Regions from separate parts of the Homo sapiens genome. Here region 2 is linked to region 1. A link is a loop called in an ENCODE intact Hi-C map of the cell type or tissue named here. Cell type or tissue: Caco-2. All regions are shown on one strand. Links, peaks and the distances in the headings refer to the core of each region. The heading gives the core; the rest is flanking DNA. Region 1 overlaps LOC107984171 (a long non-coding RNA gene). Region 2 has its middle 180 kb from the start of C10orf126.

Region 1 (10,964 bases), core at 1,096-9,095:
ATCAGGTTGAGAGGTATTTTGTGCAGGAATACACATTCAGTGTTATAATGTAATTGAAAAAGAGTCTATTTCAGAGGCATCAGCTTCACAGCCACCATGGTTTAACCTCACCTGTGGTGTGAGATGGACAGTGGGTATGGGTGGCCCCTCCTATGGGTGGGAAGCACAGTGATGTGTTGGGCACCTGAGCAGGGCTGCCAAGATTTTCTAAAGCATTCTGTGGACCATTCTGTGAGCCCCTACAAGGGGTTCTGAGCTCCTTGCCCTGGGATTTGATCCAATGGACCTATCTAACTGGTATCTCCAATGTCAGAGGTGAGTGAGAGCTTCTGTTTGTTTGAACTCTGCCTGACCTCAGTCTCAGTGCTTATTTTGAACCAGGAACTAAATGTAGAGGAAAAGTATGGAGGACAAAGTGCACAATTATTTTCTCTTGGACAGATCTTCGACGTCCTGCTTTTCCCTGGGGAGCACTTTCCCTGGATGCAGGTAGACACAACTTCTTTCTCCTAATATGCCCACCCTGCATTCTCCCTTCGCCCTGGTCTTTTCTCATGATTTTGGGAAAGTTCCAGACAGTCTCTCTGACTGGCAGCAGGAAAAACACAGTGCAATATAATATATTGTGTATATTTAGCATGACGTGTAAATATTTTATAGAAGCTAAAGTAAATAATATATATATTTGTAATGTCAGTGTAAATATTTGATAGGCTGCAGTAGGAATCCAGTATGTTTGGAGCTGGGCACAGCACCAGTGGGAGGAAGGGACAAGGTCAAATCAGAGGGCAACCTGTTCATGACGTATCTGAAAACATCTCTTTTTCTCCTTCTGCCTGGCTGCTGCTTTGAACGCTTGACTCTCAACATTCAAATATTCTCACGTGAATTATCCACAGCAATTCAAGACCAAGCCCTATAGCTTTAGAGGCTGCTGGAAAGAGAGCAGCATGTAAGATCCTAAATAACTGGCTGAATTATATTTATTCATTTGTTGACTTGTTTACTGTCTATCTCATCCATACAATAGAAATTCCTGGAAGGCCCATCTTGCCTATTATCATATCTCCAGTGCATAAAACAGTTCCTGACACATAGTAGACACTCTGTAAATAATTCTGGACTGAATAAATGGTGAGATTTGATGCCAAACTGAGGAGAAAAAAACTGCAACCCCAGCCCTCCCTGAAAGGGCCAACATTTTAAATCCATTAGTCATGCAAACCTTGAGGGTGAGTTTATTTAAATTAGTGATAAGAACTAGCTGAAGTTAGCTATGTGACAGGCTGATGTTGTTTCACTGGAAGGGGAAGAAGGTATTTGGGGCCCTAGGGCTCCACGGTGAGGTCCACGCCAGAAGAGTTGTCTAGGAGGCCATGGAGGTAGTGAGGGGCACAAGGCAGATGGGGATAAAGAAGCAGAAAATCTACAGCAGAAGATGAGAGGGAAGTGGAAGACACTAGAATATCTTTACCACCTCCCAAATTTTCCAGGACAACCTCTTTACATGCATGACTATGAGTAAGTGTTTCAACATTAAATGCAACCTACTGTTAGCTTTCCCGGGACTAGTTACCCAGAAGGTTTTACTTCATCTAAAATGCAACCAATAATAGCATTCATAGCAAATGCTTATGTTGTATTTACCCAGACACTATTCACATTGTTCTACACGCATGAATGCATTTCACCCTTAGAACCCCCAAGTAGAGGAAAAAGAAATTCAGGAGATTATGTGACTGAATTATCTAGGGATGATCATGAGCTACGTTCCTTTCACCTGTGAGTATCAAATACTACTGGTGTCAGTAGAGGCAACATGTCCCTCTTTCTAGATGCTCCTCTTCCTGTGTGTGTTGTGTTGGGTTGTGGGGGAAGTCTTAGTGAGAAGTTCCTGGACTTAAGAAAGGTAGAGTAGCTCCCAGGTAAACAGAACCTGCTTGGAAACAGGTCTAATCTCTTACAAAATCACAGAGCCCAAAGAATGTAAAGGCCCTGAGAGGAACTAAGTCTAATAGCTCCACCGAGTGATGCACGGAGAGTTCCCGGAACAGTCCTTCAGCTTGCTGGCTGCACAGGAAACTGTGTGATGTGTGCTGTACCCACATTTCTCATCTGTCCTCAGAACACAGTAAATATCAGCTGGCTTTGCTCATCGGAGAGGTGTGGGGTATGGAAGGGACAAGAGAAGAGAGAAAGGGAGACAATAGAACAATAACTGATCTCTCCTTTCTGGTATTACTGTTATAACAGCACAATGGCAATTGAGCAATCAATTCCAAACTTTTAAAAGTCTTTTTCTTTTCTCAACTTAAAATCAAAGCTTGCGCTGGGCGTGGTGGCTCACACCTATAATCCCAGCACTTTGGGAGGCCAAGGCTGGTGGATCACCAGGTCAAGAGATCAAGACCATCCTGGCCAATATGAAACCCCATCTCTACTAAAAATACAAAAATTAGCTGGGCGTGGTGGCACGTGCCTGTAATCCCAGCTACTCGGGAAGCTGAGGCAGGAGAATCGCTTGAACCCAGGAGGCAGAGGTTGCAGTGAGCCAAGATCGTGCCCTGCACTCCAGTCTGGTGACAGAGCAAGACTCCATCTCAAAAAAATAAAAATAAAATAAAATCAAAGCTTGAAGTTCTTACACCATGGCACCAGCAAAGACATGTGCTGTCTTGTCACTGTGCCCAACAGAACAGATGACTTCTTTCCCATATCCCACCCGATGATGTTCTGAGATGGTTTTGAAATGTTGTCTAGACCACAGTGGGCCTGTCTTACAAACCGCACCTCTGTCAGTGGTGTACCCACACCCGTGTCACTCTATCCGTGGCCCTGAAGTGCTGTGGATGAGGGCCACAAGTGAGCTAGATGTCTCAGAAGACAAAGAGAGAGGCACCTTGTGGGACAGTGTTTAAATATTCTCAGTGCCAGAGAGGAAGCTGGGACCCAGCAGAGGTCTGAGTTGACATGCTGGGCCCTCTCTAAGGCCAGCTGTTGGGGACCAGGTCCTCAAGTCCTGCCATTGAGACAAGGCAAACGGAACACATTTCCTCTTCTTTCCACATTTGTACCAATAGCCTGGACTGAGTGTCGGGGTCATCTTGGTGCACGTTCAAGTCCTTCATTCTTGACAGGTGCTAACTCAGAGAACTCGGTGGGGCCCAGGTCCAACACAGCCAGGTGAGCTGACTCCAGAGCCAGATCAGAGCTGGGCTTGGGAACCAAAATCCAAGCAATTTATTGAGTCCTCAAAGAAACACTGAACTTTATTTCACTGAACTACACTTGTAGACCAATGCATTGTAGTGGGACCTTCAGCACCATGGAATCAGACTCAGAGTGTTTCATTTTGTTTTCTTTTTCTAGTCTTATTTTTTGCTTTGTCTTACTTTGACTAGCTTTGTTTCACCTTGTTAGGCAGAAAATTCAAGGAACAAGATGATTCCCTTTAGTTTGATATGGATAAATAAACATTAAATGAGCAAACTACTGCTTGCTAGACTTATGTTGCCTCTGTGGATTGAGATATGAATCAAACATACATTCAACATTTATGTGGCAAGGACTAGAGAAAAAAAAGTACACAAGGAGCAATAGGACAAGGAGAACAGGTTCCCAACCCAGACAGGAGAAACAGAAAAGCTACCTGGAGAGGTGACATTGACATTGAAGTTGACTGAGTTTCTGCAGTTGTATTTTTTAACCTGCAAGGCCATTGACAATGCAGAAGAACCCAGATTTCAAGAGAAACAGAGCTAGATTCAGACAACACCTCCACCACCACTTACTGTCTGCATCAGTCAGGGTAAGCTACATGCTGTAACAAACAGCCCTCGAGAGCTAACCTAGGGCATGCTTATTTCTTGCTCATAACACAGTCCAGTGCAATGCAGTGGGGTTCTGCTTCATATGGGCAGTCACGCTTCTTCTATGCTTTCTCCCATTCTAGGGCCTCATCTTCTTCAGCATTAAGTTATAGATGGGGGAAGGGGGAGATGGTAGAGAAGACCCATTTGCTTTTAAGCTGCCTCAGGCAAGAAGTGGCCTACATCTCTCCCACTCACTCTCCATTGGTGAGAACCAGCCACATGGCCCTGCCTAGATGCCAGGGGACTAGAAGTGCAGTATAGCTGTGGGCCCAGGAAGGGGATATTAGTGAGTGTTAGCAACCTCTGCCACAGCAGCCATATCAGATCAGTGAGGTTACCAAACCTCTGTGAATTCTGAATGCTGTCGCTGAAGCTGAGACCAGTTTCTATTGACTAGGTAAAGCAAAGACATGTATTTTTGGCCTCTGCACACTTCTTGGTGACTTGGGAGAACTTCAATCATATGCTGTCACCATCATAATCATCATCCGGTCAACAAGCACATTGCCAGGCATGGTGCTGGTGTGGGAATACAGCTGTGGACCAGAGAGGTTGGGTCCCTGGCCTGATAGAGCTGAGAGGTATCACATCCTTAGACCAGAATATGACATATTGCAGGATTCTTGGTATTCTAACTTTGAGAAATCCTTTAGAGTGAATTTTATGTATATTGAGGGTGTAAAGTTCTTATACCTTTCTTTAAGCAGATGAATTCATGGTTGCCTCTAACCTCTGGGTCGCATGTGTTTTCTTGGAGCACTGAAATGTTGCTTTTTTTTTTTTCATGCCTGAGGGTAACAGAAGACCAGGTCATGAGGCATGACCTCGCCCTGCTATTTTGCTTCCAGAGTGTAAGGTCGTCTGCTATAAAATACTCCAGATATGTTTCTTGGTACAACATGTCTTGAAAATTATATGCTTTCAACTTAAAGCATAATTGGGTACCAGAAACAAATGTTCGTGCTGCTTTATAACATGTTTCTCATAGCCTGTGGCCTTTTGTCCCAACTCCTCCCGCTCCATGAGGGCACAACTGTTTCAGAAAAGAGATTAAACCTCAAAAGAATCTGAGAGTAACCTTGGAGTGGCTACAGATTTTTCAGGAAAGCTCTGTCTCCATTGCAGGCTGGATAGTGTTACTCTGCACGACATTTGTCACTGAATCTGGAGTGGCTGTGTTTTTACAGACAATTGGGATTTTTTTTAAAAAAAGGAAAGATAAAATTTATGGATATCCCGTGGTCTTCCCAGTAGCCAGACAGCGATAATCTGACAATGCTAATCTTTAGCGTTAAGGGTTTGGAAACTACAGACTAGCCCTTTGGGAAACTGATAATAAAACATTTAAAAGAAATCAAAGAGCAAATATCAAACAAGCAATGCCTCTTCCATCATCTGTGCTGTTGTCTATGTAATCCTCCAAACTTTAGTTTGAGAGATCACTTGAAATTCTGGGAGTCTTTCAGGAGATTATCGGTATCAGTTAAGGCTTTGAAGTAGGGGCTGCTGGCATCTCATTACTGACAGAGATCAAAAACCAAAGCTGGAGTGCAGTCCCCGGCTGTAGGGCCTCATTCACACATCACAGACGCACTCAATTATCAAAGTCCGGGACCGTCTTTATGTGATACCTGCTTAACCACAAATGGCCCTTCCTGCCTCCTGTGGCCTTTCGCTCCCTTGTTCTTGCCTCTTTCCTGCTTGTGCTAATTCCTTCTGCTTTTCCTAAATCAAGGAAATCTTAGAGATTGTAATGGCAGTCCTCTTCTAAGTGAGTAACGTATTTTTGACACTTGGAAAAAAAAGAAACAAAATTCAGCCTCCATGGGGTTGAATAGTTTAAGTGGCAAATGTGCTTTGATGGAAAAATGTTTGAGCAGCAGGTCACTCTGGTTCACTGGTGCCGTGGTGGGTTTAGCCATAGAGTTAAATTGGTTTACTCATAGTCTGAACTTGGCCTTGAACAAGCCCAAGAGTACCTAAGCTTTACCTCATGGTGCTTGTGAATTTGGACTGTTAATTAGCACAGAATCAATCTCCTACCCCAAATGCTGTGTCCTGGTGGGAATTTTCCTGGGATGGTAGGAAAAGAAGGGCAGGAAATTTGAGCAGCCATCCTTGATTGCTGCCTAGGTTTTCCAGAAAACTTCCTACCCCTGGGGAGACAATTCGGGGTCAGGTTATCATGTAGCAGTGCTGCAGGCTATTGTGAGAAACTTTCCTTTCTGCCTGTGCCTGCTACCTTTGGTGAAAGTTACTGCTCTGTCCCTAGGTCACATTTACTTAATAAAATGCCAACCTGGAACCCACCAGCGGGCAAGGTGACCCCATGGGGCAGTTACACTATTCTAGGGTAGAAGAGTTTCAATAAAATGCTGCAGCTGAAACCACAGTTTCCATCTGCTAGGTAAAGCAAGTACATATATTTTTGGCCTCTGCACACTTCTTGGTGACCTGGGAGAATTTCAATCATATGCTGTCACCATCACAACCATCAGCCGGTCAACAAGTACATTGCCAGGCACAGTGCTGGTGTGGGAATACAGCTGCGGACCAGAGAGTCTCATTGTCCTATCACAGTTTTGTTTCTGCTGCCACCATTTAATTGAAATTCTTCTACCCCAGAATAGCAGTGACTGTCTTACCATTGAATCCAGTGGCAACTTTATTCATATTCACATAACTAATGGCCCTTCCTTCTTGGAAGACTTTCATTCCCTGGCTTTCTCTGGCCAAGCTCTCTTCATTTTTCTTTTACCTCTCTAAGTGTTGCCCTAGGAAGTGTCTACCACGTAGCAGGTGCTTAATAGATGCTTGAACAAAGAAATTGCATTCATTCTCTCTTCATTCCTGTCTCCCTTCCTTTTTGCTTTTCTTTTTTATTATCCTCTGCTGTGCAGAAAGCCAGTCAGATACAAACTCTCTGGTGGGAGGGATTAATGATCCTTGTTCTATTTTGGATGATGTAAACCCAATGGTCTGATTATCTATAGGAAGCTTAGCCAAGAGAAATAGAGCCCTGGCCCAAGTGCTGACCTGCAATCATGGAACCTTCTAGCAAGAAAGGTAGCCATTGAGAGCAAGTGCTTGAGCTGGGTCATAGTCTTTCAGGGAAGTGAAAAGCTAGTTTGGCCACGTGTTATTAATACAAACTCAAAAGTAGGGGGCCGTATCTTTTCCCTTCTTTGAAGTTCCTCAGAGTACTTATTATTTCTGCAAGATGTTTGATGAATGAAAATATTTCCACAAAACCCTTCAACATGTGACTTTATCTGACAATTCTAAAATGCACCTTCAAGTCTATATTTGAAGATTTAGGAATTCACCTACATTTTTTGGAAGAGTCAACATTTTCTTTCTATTAACAAAACTTGGATATCAGAGGCAAAAAGGAGGCAGGCGGGAAGTTCTGTCCATTTCTACCTCTCTTCTGTATCTTTTCTCTGGCATTTTGGTAGTGCTGTCATTGCCCATGGTCATGGGGAAGGAGACAGCACAAATAAGTAAAGTAAAAATGCATTTGGATTATTGGGGGCCAATTTTGTGCCAAGAACTGTACTAGGTACTCTGTATATTTCAGTTCTAATCTTCACTCCTATTTCATGAGATAGCTGTTGTTATTCCTATTTTACAAGTGACAAAACTGAAGACAGACAGGAGCCTTATCCAGGGTCGTGTAGGTGGCTTCCCATGTAGTTGGGGAGCCAAGAGCCAGCTCTGCTGGGCCCACGGTTAGTGTCTGGCTCCACGAGGCCTGCAAGTGCTACCCCCATCAAGGTCAGCAGCGACTAACATGTTCATGGAGCCACTGGGTAACACAGTCAGGCACAATGATATTTCACCAGCAGGACACAGTGGCTCACAGCTGTAATCTCAGTGCTTTAGGAGGCCAAGGAGGGATGACTGCTTGAGGTCAAGAGTTCAAGACCAGCCTGGGCAGCACAGTGAGACCCCCATCTCTACAAAATATAAAAAAATTAACTGGCCTGGTGGTGCACACCTGCAGTCCCAGCTACTTAGGAGGCTGAGGTGGAAGGATGGCTTGAACCCAGGTATTTGAGGCTGTAGTCAGCTATGATAGTGCCATTGTACTCCAGCTTGGGTGACAGAGGGAGATCTCTCTCTCTGTCTCTGCCTTTCTCTCTCTCTCTCTCTATATATATATGTATGTATGTATGTGTGTGTATATATATATAAAAATATATATGTGTATATATAAATATATATACTTGTATATATATAAATATATACGTGTATATACATATAAATATATATGTATATATATTTAACCAGCAAACGCATTTATACTAAACAAGCACAAATCTCACCTCCTTGCGTTTTATATGTTCCACTGGTGACGATGCTGAAGAACAACAGAAAGAGCTAAATGGAAGAGAACAGGTTTCATTGTAGATGTTCATTTGGTCATTCATCAAAACCATTTGCAAAAGCAAGGCATGTTCCTAGGTACTTGGAGATTCAAAAATGAGTACAATCCTGCTCCCTCCCTTAGGAAGCTTACAGTTTAGAAGATGAGATCGCCAAGTGTGCAGAATCACAAAGTTATGAGCGGGAAAGTGATAGATGCTAACGAGAGGTTCAAAGGGCTCTGCTGGTGAGGGGAGCGAGTGATATCGGAAGCCAGGAAACAGCTCTGCCATAAAGGCTGGAGACAGACTATAGAGCACAGAATGTTCCCTGCACTCGGCATAATGCAGATCCAGGCAGGAGCAAAACCACAGGAAGGGGATGGAAATAATAGAACAAGAAAAAAAAAGGACAGGAAGAAAAAAATTTTGACCATGGAGTTAAATAGTTTGCAATATTCCTAAAAAGTTTCCTCTCTCTCTCTCTCTCTCTGTGTGTGTGTGTGTGCGTGTGTATGTGTGTTTGTATGTGTGCCTGAAAAGAGAGGGCTATAAATGAAAGCAGGAAAGAGAGAACACAAAGGTAGAGATCTGAAGTCAACTGGCCTAGCGGAGAGCCCATAGCCCTCCAGTGTTTGACTGCCATCGGGGCAGGGCTATCAGGAATGTGTCACCAGGAGGAAATGGAGCCTGGCTTAAGTAGCTCTAAAGCCAGATTTCAGCTGAGATTGCCGGAGGGTGCCTGGAGAAACAGGAGCAAAAGGAGACGATAAGCAAAATGGCTTTGCATTTTTTCCCTTCCCGTCTCCTATCACTGAGCTGAACAGACAGGCCTTTCTGTGCCAGTGTATACATTTTCCTAAGAGCTAGCGGGGAAGAGTGGGTTTATTAAACTGTGATTGGATCTGAAGTGTATGCAGTTTCTATTGTGAGGTTGTCCGGACAATAAGGGTGAACAAAGAGGACGATAACAGGCATCCGGGACACTTGCTGAAGCATGAAGGGCAGCCCAAAATATCCATATTGATTGCACCCCTGTCGGGTTCGAGCCACTTTCTTATTTCAGTGAGTCACTTCTGCTTATTGAACCATAAACCCCAGACAAAGTGCATGCCCCCACGTCACCAGGGCAGCCTTGTTTCTGCTGCCTAGAGGGATGTCTTAGGGCTGGGACCCCAGATACCCAGGGCGCCAACAGCAGTAGGAGCAAACACGTTTGTTACAGGTTTTGAGGGTTTGATGTGAAGTTTCAAGGATAAGTGAGAAAACACGTGATGAAGAGAAGAGTGTTATTCCCTCAAGAGCTACATTGAATCTGGAGAAATTTGATTCCTCTAGATCTTCCTAAATTCTTAAGGAATTTGATTCCTTATTAAGGAAAAACTCATTTTAGTCCCTGCTAGGTAGAATTTTGAAGAAAAAGGTATAGCAACAACTGATGTATTTGTCGGCTCAAAGTTGGTCACAGCAGATAATGGGCCACTTCCGAAATTGTCCTTTTGCTATCTGGCTCTTTTCCCAAAGAGAGCACCATTTTCATCGCTGTCATCTGTTTGTGTGTCAGATATTTATTGCTCTGAGAGATGCACGCTGCCAAACTTGGTTGTCTGTGCCCAACGCACCTCTCTGGGGAAGAATGACGTTCATTGAACTGTGAGCTGCCTTATAAACAAGGCTGATCTCTGAATGCAGAATTAGATCCTCAAAGCCTTTGTGTGAATTGTGGTCAGACTAATGTGAAGGCATTTGGACCCAAGTCCAGTGCCATGCTGAGTGTCTGGCATGATCACAGACCTTCCCACATCTCCGAAACACCTTCAGACTCAATCCTGGTTGCACCTCCCAGACTGAGAGGTGGGCCATCCCTCTCTTTCACTGCACCCAGATCCTCTGTAAAGGCTGAATCAGTGCTTTCACCAAGGGTAAAAGGTCAAGGACTGTGTGTGTGAGGGAGGAAAAAATAGATTGTTGGAGGAAAGAAAAAGAGAAGGTGAATACATTTCACCTCAAGCAAAGGGCCATGGTGAGAGGGACCACGTTGTTCCAATGAGGTAAGGTGATCCTGCGTGAGACTCCATAGTTACATGGATAAACCCTTAGTATTTCAGCATTTTCCAAGACTAAAATATATCTACATACAGAACATCCAAACTATGCTGAGGCACAAACATCCTTGCACTTCAAAGTGTGTGTGTGTGCATGTGTGTCTCAATGAGCATAATATTGGGTTAATTTCTGAGCAGTATACAATAATTCATTCAGCAAATAGTTGCAGAGTTTCTACAGAGTTCCAGGCACTCCTCTGTGCTATGCGACTATGACAGTAAGCAAAACAGAAATCCTTCCCTTATGAAGGCAGGAGATGGGAATAATCAAGTATAATATTGTATGTGTCATCCCAAGATCAGTTCTGTGTAGAGAACTAAAACAAGGTCAGGTATAGACCACTGAGAGTTGGGGGGTGCTTATAATTTTTGATAGAGTGGTTAGGACAGGCATTTGCCAAAGACCTAGTGGGAGGAATAGCTCTTGCCATGCAGCTTTCTGGGGAAAGAGCTTTCCAGATGTTCACTCCTAAAAAAAATGCATTTTAAAATGCCCAACAAAATTACAATTTTTTTGGCAGTGGCCCTCAGTGTAAAGACCTCCCCTATCTCTTTGAGGTCACAGGATTTTGTGGGAGCACTAAGACAGAGAGGCCAGCCTCATCCTGGCAGGGCAGATC
Region 2 (10,964 bases), core at 1,311-9,310, 84 kb before region 1:
AGTGTAAAAAGAAAAGAAATAATAGCTGTAATCACAGGTGGAATTAGAAATGCACATTTGTCTTTTGAGAAAATTAGAAATGCTCATGGCGGCGGGGCACGGTGGCTCACGCCTGTAATCACCAGCACTTTGGGAGGCTGAGGCCGGCGGATCACGAGGTCAGGAGATCAAGACCATCCTGGCTAACACGGTGAAACCCCATCTCTACTAAAAAAAAATTATATATTTATAAATATATGTGTGTGTGTGTGTGTGTGTGTGTATATATATATATATATATATATATATATATATATATATATATGTATATATAATTAGCTGGACGTGGTGGCAGGCGCCTGTAATCCCAGCTACTCAGGAGCCTGAGGCAGGAGAATGGCCTGAACCAGAAGGTAGAGCTTGCAGTGAGTCAAGATCGCACCACTGCACTTGGCAGAGCGACAGAGCGAGACTCCCTCTCAAAAAAAAGAAATGCTTATAGCATGTTTCATTCCCTTTCTTGCATATGTTAACCCCATTTAGATTCTACCCATATCTCTGCACAAATGGCCTCTTCCTAGATGGTCTGGCCAGCTGACCCTGATTACTGCGATCCAGAGAATACAGAATCAGGACCACGAATCTGACTCTATGGTGGACCACATTTGGTACATAGTGATAGTTATGTTTTTTGTGTTCACGTCTTATTTCCTTATCAATATTGTATGCTTCCTAAGAGCAGAGTCAGTCTTTCAGTTCTTGTTAGTTTGATATTTTGCACCAAGCAGTGCTAGTAAATATTTCAAATGGATGATGGTTGAAATAAAAAAGAATGGGCCAGGTGCGGTGGCTCACGCCTGTAATCTCAGCACTTGGGGAGGCCGAGGCGGGAGGATCATGAGGTCAGGAGATCGAGACCATCCTGGCTAACACGGTGAAACCCCATCTCTACTAAAAATACAAAAAAAAAAAAAAATTAGCCAGGCGTGGTGGTGGGCGCCTGTAGCCCCAGCTACTCAGGACACTGAGGCAGGAGAATGGCGTGAACCCAGGAGGCAGAGCTTGCAGTGAGCCAAGATCGCGCCCAGCCTGGGCGACAGAGCAAGACTCAGTCTCAAGAAAAAAAAAAAGAAAAAGTAGTCAAAGCTGAGAACTTAAAGAAAAAGAAAATGTGCTCAGCTTCATTGTATATAGATTGCATGAGAAAGAAATGCACTGTTTGGGGTTCTAGTGCTGCTTGCATTCTGTCTCTGTGTGAATAATGTTTCAGAATGCACCCATGAAGCAGTATAAAAACATCATTACTGCCCTGTTTCATTACAGTGAACATTGCTGTATACTTGCAAGCTGGTAAATATGTCAAGTTTTAGGATCGATTTCAATGTACTGATCATATCCTGAGCAGTCAAAGAGTAATTGGGGAAGGCAAGATGGTTTTATAGCAAATGACTACAGGAACTCTTACCTGCATTTCTTCAGATTATCATTTTACTATGCAATGTTTCATTAGCTAATTGTTATTGAGACAATGGAGGAATCGATTCCAAAACAGTCAATTACTTAGTCCAATTTTGGTAATAAAAACATTCTATGAATTGAAATATAGTTTACTCTGAAAGGAAATCCTACCTCCCTGGAGGCTGTTAAATGGTTTGAGGAAAATGGTTCCACCACTGGTCTTTTTGTTGCAACATCATATGTTGGAAAAAATACACTTAATTATATTGGTTCACTCTAAAAACTTTCTGGTGCAAACTGCCAGGATATTAGCAAAGAAAAACTTGCATGCAGGAGTTAAACAGAGGGGAACCTAGGTTCCAGAGAGGAGATAGGGTACCCCTAAAGAGGGACGCAGCAGACCTGACAGCCTCGATCTTTAGACTGAACTCAGTTGTCATTCTATTACTTCATGCAGCAAAAACTACAAATAACCAAACAGTGACTCAGAAGGGCCCCTCATATAGTTTAGGAAATGTATCTTTTGTTAGGGTGCAAAACTACTGAGGTCTTTGGAAATCCCTAAATTGTAAACTGTTGTTTTTCAATTAGTAATTTGATATTTTTAGTAGTAAAATTGCATATTCTATTGAACAGTTACTAGATGAGCAGAATATGAATGTTCTACTTAAAGAAAAAAAAAAAGCTTTTTGATTGCTTTTGTGAAGGCCTGCAGATGAACCACTGTCATAAAACAATGTGTTCAGGAAGCCTCAATACTCTTGAAAGATGTCGTTTGCCACTGTTGTCTTTTTTTTTTTTTTTTTTTTTTTTGGTCATGCATTTAAGACAAATCCTCTGTCCTAGCACCACCGTCACTCACCAAGCAGCTTAGAAAGAATGTTTTCTTGGGACTTAAAAACGCTGAATGTGGCAGCTCAATTCTTTTTGCTGTCGAAAATAGTTTAAATATTTTATTTCTCTTTTAATTTGCTGTTTTCTCTAACCCCCACCACAGAGATATGTGTGCACGCGTGCCACACACACACGCACATGTCTGAGCCCCATTTTGACACTGGCCCCGAGCTTCAGCCTGTGTTGTGTTTTACGGTCTGACTGGTTGCACAGAAAGGATCTAGGGCCACCTGTGTCCTTTATCTGCGTGTTGCATCTGAAGGTCTCCAGGGCAGTGTTTGCTCATGAGGATTGAGTCTGCAAGTGACCTGTTTGTTTGAGGAAGCAGAAGAGCTTGTCTAAGCACCGAAAACATCCCTCAAGCTGCTGCTCTCTGTCTCCATAATGGGGCCCAGCAGCAGCGCCTACCACCTAGGGGTTCTCTGGTCAGTGGTATTCTCCCGAGACGCGTTCTGTCCGGGAGCAATAATAAATACCAAGCTGTGAAACCGGCCTTTGTGAGATATTTGAATTGCTTATGACTTTAGAGCCTGGCTCTGAAAGAACAGAACAGCTTCATATCAACTGTGTTTTTGTTAACTTGATGAAATTGGAAGCAATGTAATATTCAAAGAGTTTATAGTATTATTTATTTCTCTGCATTATACCTCTTTGAGATCATCTGTAGTCCCTTTTATACTGCTGAGTACATAGTAGATACTAAATTTAATATTGTTGGAGCTTAACTTTTGCAAAGAGTAAAAATGTTTTGTTCTATATTACAAAGAGTATGGCTGCCTACCACTTTTTCAAATTATTTAAAAATAAAGGATACAAAATAGTATATTCTTTTTAATTTTTATTTAATTAATTAATTTTTTTTTTTTTAGAGACGAGGTCTCACTCTGTTGCCCAGGCTGGTCTTGAACTCCTGGTCTCAAATGATCCTCTCACCTTGGCTTCCCAAAGTGCTGAGATTTCAGGCATGAGCTACTGCGTCCAGCTACAAAATACTATTCTCTATTTGTGGTAGATGAATTGAATTAATGACCCCAATCCATCCTGTGTCTATGCCCTTTGCGATGTGCTTTGGAGTTTTTCCCATCAAGAGATGGAACATAGTTCTCTAGTGTTGGGTTCTGAGTTTGGGCCTGTAATTTTGGCTAAAGAGGTATTAGCAGATTCGAGGTAAGTAGATTCTTGAAAAAGTGCCTGCACAGTTCTGTCTCCTTTCTTTTTCACATGAGAACATATCCATGCTTGAAAATGAGACCGGTCACCTGAGTTGTCTCAGCTGAGGCTGTCCTAGGCTAGCTGACAGCCAGCTCCCTACTATCAGACATATGAATTAACCCAGCCAAGATCGGCAGAGATGCCAAACCAATTTTGGGTGACTGTCATTGTTTGAGTAAGCCCAGCCACGCCCTGAAAAAGTGCCCAGCTGACCATAGACTCATGAGCTAAGCAAGTGCTTATTACTTTACACCACTGGGTTTTGGAATGTTTGCTACCCAGCATTTTTGTGGCAGTAGATTACTAATAAAATATTGAACACGACGCAGCTTTTCTTCAATTCAGGAGAATTTCACACAAGAGTAATTGTTATGAAAATTCATATTTTTTTTGTCCAGCTATGAACATAAGGAAAGTGTAGGAGGTAGAGTTGAATCTGCAGAGACCTTCTTAACATCATGACTGTAAATTTATTTCTAGACAAAGTTTTAGTGGATGGGCATGATAAACATAAGGGACGTTTATCATAGAAAATATTAAAAGTGTGGTCATATGAAAAAATGTACAGTTGTTCTATATACTCAAGTTACATTAAATAAACAAACAGAAGCAAAATAGCAAGACTCTTGTGGTTTCCTGTCCTGTCTTTTTGTTTCCCATAAAAATCATGGGGCTTAGATTATTTAATTTTATACTTAAATGAATTCCGGATAAATGTAAAATAATAATTTATATTTATGTATTTAACATAGAGAACATCAGAGCTCTTAGTTTGTAAGCAACAGAAACTGACCCTGGCTTAGAAAAGGCATTTGTTAGAAGAATACTGAGGAGCTCACAGAATCAAAGGAAAGACTGGAGGACCAGCATGGAACTGGACAGAAACAAGAGCAACTCTTAGGAAAAAAAAGGGAAATTAGGTCAGGCACAGTGGTTCACGCCTGTAATCCCAGCACTCTGGGAGGCTGAGGCAGGTGGAAGGCTTTGAGCTCAGGAGTTCGAGACCTATCTGAGCAACATGGCGAAACCCCATCTCTACTAAAAATACAAAATTTAGCCAGCCGTGATGGCATGCACCTGTAGTCCCAGCTACTCTGGAGGCTGAGGCTGGAGAGTCCCCTGAGCCCGGGAAGTGGAGGTTGCAGTGAGACTAGATTGTGCCACTGCACTCCAGCCTGGGTGACAGAGTGAGACCCTGTCTCAAAAAAAAAAAAAAAAAAAAAAAAAAGGTAATCTATGCAAAAAGAAACAACTTTTTAAAAAAATTTACAGTCTAGGCCAGGCACGGTGGCTTGTGTCTGCAATTCTAGCACTTTGGGAGGCCGAGGCGGGCGGATCTCTTGAGGCCAGGAGTTCAAAACCAGCCTTGCCAACATGGTGAAACCTCATCTCTATAATACAAAAATTAGGTTGCATTGAGGCAAGATTGCACCACTCTACTCCAGCCTGGGTGTTAGATCCAGACTTCCCCCACCTCCCCCCAAAAAAAGCTAAACTCCACTACATATGGACTTTTTAGTTTTCAACTGGCAGGCTCTTCTTTTACAAGTTCCCTTATACTGAGAGGAAACAAGTTTGCATTGAAGCCTTGTTTGTTGAAGGAAATGCTGTTTGGGGAGTTGTCTAAAGATAACTGGGTAAGTGAATCTGTGCTAGTAGCCTCTGTGATGAGAGGTGAAGCTCAGCCCCAAATCTAAATTCTCTGGTCTGTGGCAGTAGCACTTTGGCGGCCAAAGCTATTGTTCACCAACGTGGTGCAGTTGCACAAGCGTGGCTTCAGAATGAGTACGTGGTAGGCATCCACCACCTAGGAGCTGCAGTACTTATCTTGCTTTTGTTTTTAGAGACATGGCCTTGTTCTGTCTCCTAGGCTGGAGTGCAGTGGTGTGATCATGGCTCACTGCAGGCTTGACCTCCTGAGCTCAAATGATCCTCCCACCTCAGCCTCCCAAATAGCTAGTACTGCAGGTACACACCCCATGCCTGGCTAATTTTTCTATTTATTTTTTGTGGAGATGGGATCTCACTATGTTTCCCAGGATGGTCTCAAAACTCCTGGCCTCAAGCAGTCCTCTCGCTGTGGCCTCCCAAAGCAGAGGGATTATGGGCATGAGCCACCGCGCCTGGCAAGGACTTATGTTTAAAATGAGGACCATATTTGGAATTAAGGCCTCATAGGGTTGTTGTAGAAAACCCTGTGTGCAGAACCACCCAACTAAAGTTAGCTCAAAGGGAAGCTGGTGGGACGACGGGTCATACGCTCTTCACTACCATGAGGACTGAGACAGGTGGTGAAGAAAAAGACCATGGGCTTTAGAGCAGATAAGGTTGGTTTCCAATCTTGATTTTGTACCAACAAAATGTGTGACCCTGAGCGATGCACTTAGCCTCTTGGAGGTGGATTCCTCACTTGCAAAACCGAGATAACACCAGCCTTGGAGGCTTGTTGGGAAGAGTGCAAGTTGGTAGATTGTTTAGCTATGTCTGGAATTTAGTGGGGATCTAAGAGGGAATCTCTTGCCTTAGAACACTGTAGGTGTTCTACCGTCACGTAGCCCTTACAAATGGAAAAGTAGAATGGGGTAAAGAATTCCAGGCATTTACTTTGTCACCCCCTAGGCCCGGGAAGATGTATCAATTAGCGACAAGACCAGTCTAGAGCCATCTGCTGGAGCAGCTGTAGCGCCCTCGCAGAATCCTGCCCCTGGGATGACTTCCTCCGCCGTAGGTATTCATTCAGATGCTTTATGATGACAAAACTGACGGAGCTGGGTCACTAACCAGACCCCCTCCCATTGTTGACATCATTGACAGGGTGGCTTGCTTTTTCCTCTTCCTCCTCCTTCTCTGCTTTCTCCTACCACAATGACTTTAATTTAAGGTGCCATGGGGGAGAAACATAACCTTATATCTGTGTGTCATGTTTTCAGTTCTATTTTCTATTCTATTTCACAGATACATTTCTGGCTCCAGTAGCAGTTGTAATACACAAAGAGGAAAATGTTTGTGTGGGTCCCTGAACTTTGCACAGACATGCAAGTGAATCCACTCAGGCTAGAAACATTTCTGTGACTTTTTTGCAATAATGTTGTTGGCTAAATCTTTTCAATTTCTGGCTACATTCTTACTCTCTTTACAGTTGAGAAGACTTGCAAGGGTGAGGTGAGCAGGGAGAATGACTGCTTTCATTAAGGAAGGAAGACAGGAGAGAAGGTAGAAAGGGAGGGAGGAAGGAAGGAAGGAACAAAGGAAAGAAGGAAAGAAGGAAGGGAGGGAGGTAGGGAGGGAGGGAAGAGAAAGAGGGAGGGAGGGAGGGAGGAGAAGGAGGATGAAGAAGGGAAGAAGGACAAAAAAGATATTTTAAGGAACACACCAGGTTCAAGTTTCCCAGATCAAAATTCATATTCAGAGGACATAGTGTTTGGTTAACTCCGATCTATACAAATACAAAGGTAATCCTGCATTTGAACAGAAGCCTCACTTTATAGGAAATCACCTCTACCATTTGGCTCCCACCCAGCTTTCTCTGTCTCTCAAATACATGTTTTCTCTCTTTTGGACTAGAATGGAGATGCTATATCCTCTAGAGTGAGATTTCTTAGAAAGAAGAGTTTTAAAACTTGGCAGACGTTCATGTAAAAGCAAAGAGCTCTATTTGGGGCAAAGCTATTGAGTGAAAAGATAATGGAACTTGGGAAATCTGGTTGCGCTTAGTATCTGCGATTCATTCACAGCCAGAAGAGCAGAGGGTTTTTTTCTTTAAATAAAAACAAAACAGTAATTTGCTAAAATGATAGTGTTTCTCCCTGTGTGCTTCAGTCGGCAAAGCATCCCACATGGCTCTCTGGGGTCTGTTGGGACATTTTTGCTTCCAGTTACCCTCTGAGTGTCTCACTGCTAAGATTTCTCTTCCCCTACTTTGTCAGAAAGCAGAATAGTTCCTGGGAAAAAGATCTAGCAGCTTAGTTTATTCCTTTTATTGGGTGACTCCGGCAACAAACTGATAATTTAACTCATTTAGAAAATATGTTATGATGAACATTCCCCACCACCCAGCCCCAATCTTTGTTTGGTCTTAATAATAGCTAAGATTTATTAAACACACTGAGTGTCCATTTTGTTCCAGGCACTGGTCTAAGTGCTTTCCATGTGTTAAGTCATGTTAGTACTTGGGCGAGCCACAGGGTTATTGGTCTGTTTTATTTTGTTTGAGACAGAGTCTGGCTCTGTCACCCAGGCTGGAGTGCAGTGGCTCAATCTCGGCTCACTGCAACCTCCACCTCCTGGGTTCAAGTGATTCTCCTGCCTCAGCCTCCCGAGTAGCTGGGATTACAGGCTCATGCCACCACGCCAGGCTAATTTGTGTTTTTTTTTTTTAGTAGAGATGGGGTTTCACCATGTTGGCCAGCCTGGTCTTGAACTCCTGACCTCAGGAGATCTGCCTGGCTCAGCCTCCCAAAGTGTTGGGATTACAGGCGTGAGTCACCGCACCCGGCCTGGTCTGTTTTTCTTTGCAGATACATCCCAAGAGCCTAGAACAATGCTGGGCAGATAGTTGATGCTCCACGCATATTTGTTAATGGATAAAAATTCCTCATGACAGCCCGGTGAGGAAGGTAGCTTATAGATAAGGAAACTGGGAGCTCAAGAAGTAAAGTGACTGTCCCCAAGGTCACATGGCCAGGAAGTAGGGAAGCTGGTACAGGGCAGACCTAGCTGTCGGCTACAGAGCCTGTGATCTCCGCCACACTGAGCCATGGTCTTGCTTCCCCTGCATTGCTCCAGTAACCCAGTGCTCCAGAAAGACTGGTCCCTACGGTCCTGGGATATTCCTGCACTGAGCTTCACTTGTATCCCCCACAATCCATCACTACCACACCACCATTGCTTTCTCTGCTCTCTCCTGCTGGCAAGAGAGAGAAGAATCCCATTCTGTTTTCATGCTCAACGGAAGCTGTATTAGTCTGTTTTCACACTGCTACAAAGAACTGCCTGAGGCTGAGTAATTTATGAAGAAAAGAGGTTTAATTGACTCACAGTTCCACAGGCTGTTCAGGAAGCATGACCGGCAGGCCTCAGGAAACTTAAAATCATGTTGGAAAGCAAAGAGGAAGCAAGTACATCTTTTCATGGCAGAGCAGTAGAGACAGAGTGAAGGGGGAAGTGCCACACACCTTTAAACCATCAGAATTTCTGAGAACTCACTATTACTTGAGCAGCAAGGGGGAAATCCACCCCCATGAACCAATCACCTCCCGCCTAGGCCCTTCCTCCAATTTGATATGTGGGGATTACACTTTGATCTGAGATTCGGGTGGGGATGCAGAGCCAAACCATATCAGAACCCCACTTTTCCCCAAGCCCAGGCTGCCTTAGGGGTCAGGGATCTCTCCTTGCTTACTACGTGTGCTGGTACCACTCCTTCAACACTTACACATCAAGTCTTGGTTATCTTTTAGATTGATGAAGACTTTGTCTCTCTAGTTAGATCATAAGCTCCTAAGGGACAATGACAATCTTGGATGCCTAATATCGGTTCTTAATCAAACATAATTGTCCAGTAGGGAAAGAGAGGTGTGGCCAGTCACCATCCTCTCCCTCAATTTCTCATCCCCACTATGTGCCATTTTCTTTTTCATGCTAATGAAAGATCACATCTAAGGAGGCTGGGGATTAAAGAAAAGCCAAATAAAATTCCCATAAGATTTAGTATAAGAGAGGTCATTTAGCACAGTGGTCAAGAGTGTGCACGCTGCTGTTAATTCATTCAAGTTGGAATCCCAGAGACACTGTATTCATTATCTATTGCTGTGTAATAAATTGCCCAGAACTTAGTGCCATAAGGTAACATTAAACATTATCAAATGCTGTTTTTCCTGGTCTCTCCTGAAGCTGCAGTCAAGATGTTGTTCAGGGCTGTGGTCCTCTCAAAGCCCAACTGGTGCTGGAGGATCAGCTTCCAAGGTGGTGCACTCACATGGTGGGCAGGTGGGGCTGGCTGTTAATAAGACACCTCCATTTCCATGCCATGTGGAGCTTTCCACATCACTTCTGCCACATTCTATTGGTCACATGAACCAAACCTGATGCAGGGTGTGATGGGACAATACAAGGACGTAGACACGAGGATGTAAAGATGATCGAAGACCCTTTTGGAGGCTGGCTACCACATCTATCATTTATAGCTGTGTTAGCTTGGATCATTTCCTCAATGACTTGAAGTCCAGTTTCCTCATCTCTAAGATATGGATAATCATTGCAATAGATTATTGCAAGAGTTAAATGAATTAATACAGGTGAGATGCTTAGATTACTATGCAAAGGTTAACTGTTTATTAGAAAGTGCAAACTGATGTCAGAGTAGGAGAGAAGAAGGAGTGGGTGATGGTATGCATCAGAAATTTTACTGTTCTGATCAGGAGAGTTGTGTGAGTCTGACTCAAATCTGGATTTCTTTGCCTGCTGGTTGCTGGGCAAGTGTTGAGGCGGCTCAATTTCCACATCACCTTTGAGGTTGTCATCACTCCATTTCATGCATATTGCACATCTTGTGATCCGAATACAGTCTCTGTGCCACTTAGACACAGGACAATGATTGTGGTAATCATTGCAGAATTCATGTTTTAGGGGGAAATGCACAGAACGTAAATTACTCCTTGCTGATTTGTTGCTCACCCAGAAAACCAGTGGTTAACCCCATTCAGATCTGATTCCTCCTTTGCAGAAACCTAAACATAAAGAAACAGACACACACACACACACACACACACACACACACACACACACACTCTTTCTCTCTCTTCAAGGGAGCCTCGCTTTTGCAATAGATATGTTGCTGAAATGCTGTGTGTTCCCCCAATTTTTGCAAGCCAAGTGATATATTTTGCTTAGACTTTACATTCTCATCTTAGAGATGATTTACCCTGATTTATTTTCAAATTGCAATGGATCTTAACATTTTTGGCTAAAAGTTACTTTCTTTGTTTCTTTTTTCTCCTCTACTTCCCCTACCCCATTTTTGTTGTTGTTGTTAAGAATTTAAAGGTCTAAAAACACTTAAAGCCATTAGGAAGTTACCATAAGGAGAAGAATCCTTTTCCATATTATTAATTCATGGCTCTGCTGGGGCTCTGTGGTCCAGCATGTGTTTAGAGGACAATGTTCTGGAGTCAGGCGTCTGAAGCAAGGACCTCTGACTTAGGCACCCAGTGAAGTTTATGATGCAGAATAGAAATGTGACTTTTCATCTGCTTTGATTACTTTATCTGAAAAGTTTCTAGGCCTGGACTTATGCAAGAATTTTTTTAAAAAAGGAAATTCTCAGACACACACACACACCCAGGCTATATTATAGGAACAAACATTGGAAGAGTGTCAAAGGGAAAGAGACAGGGAGGAAGTAGCAATGTTAAATTGAAACT

What was found. Peaks named below come from ENCODE experiments on the same cell type or tissue, not always from the same donor. Only the 100,000 strongest peaks of a DNase experiment are listed, where the experiment ranks them.
Region 2: it touches region 1 in a loop (1.9-fold over the local background); 3 of 110 quality-filtered maps call a loop at or near these places.

The regions. Positions count from the first base shown.
Region 1 is chr10:29,104,474-29,115,437 of GRCh38, forward strand. LOC107984171 (a long non-coding RNA gene) reads left to right here. Exons shown (of 5, transcript XR_001747285.1): 5 at 1-220. Among named protein-coding and RNA genes, the nearest start is that of LYZL1, 180 kb to the right of the region's middle. In Caco-2, for the core only: no CTCF peak of the experiment used is centred there; DNase peaks (open chromatin) are centred at 1,293, 2,044 and 5,438.
Region 2 is chr10:29,020,139-29,031,102 of GRCh38, forward strand. No RefSeq gene overlaps it. Among named protein-coding and RNA genes, the nearest start is that of C10orf126, 180 kb to the left of the region's middle. In Caco-2, for the core only: no CTCF peak of the experiment used is centred there; DNase peaks (open chromatin) are centred at 2,603, 6,183 and 8,072.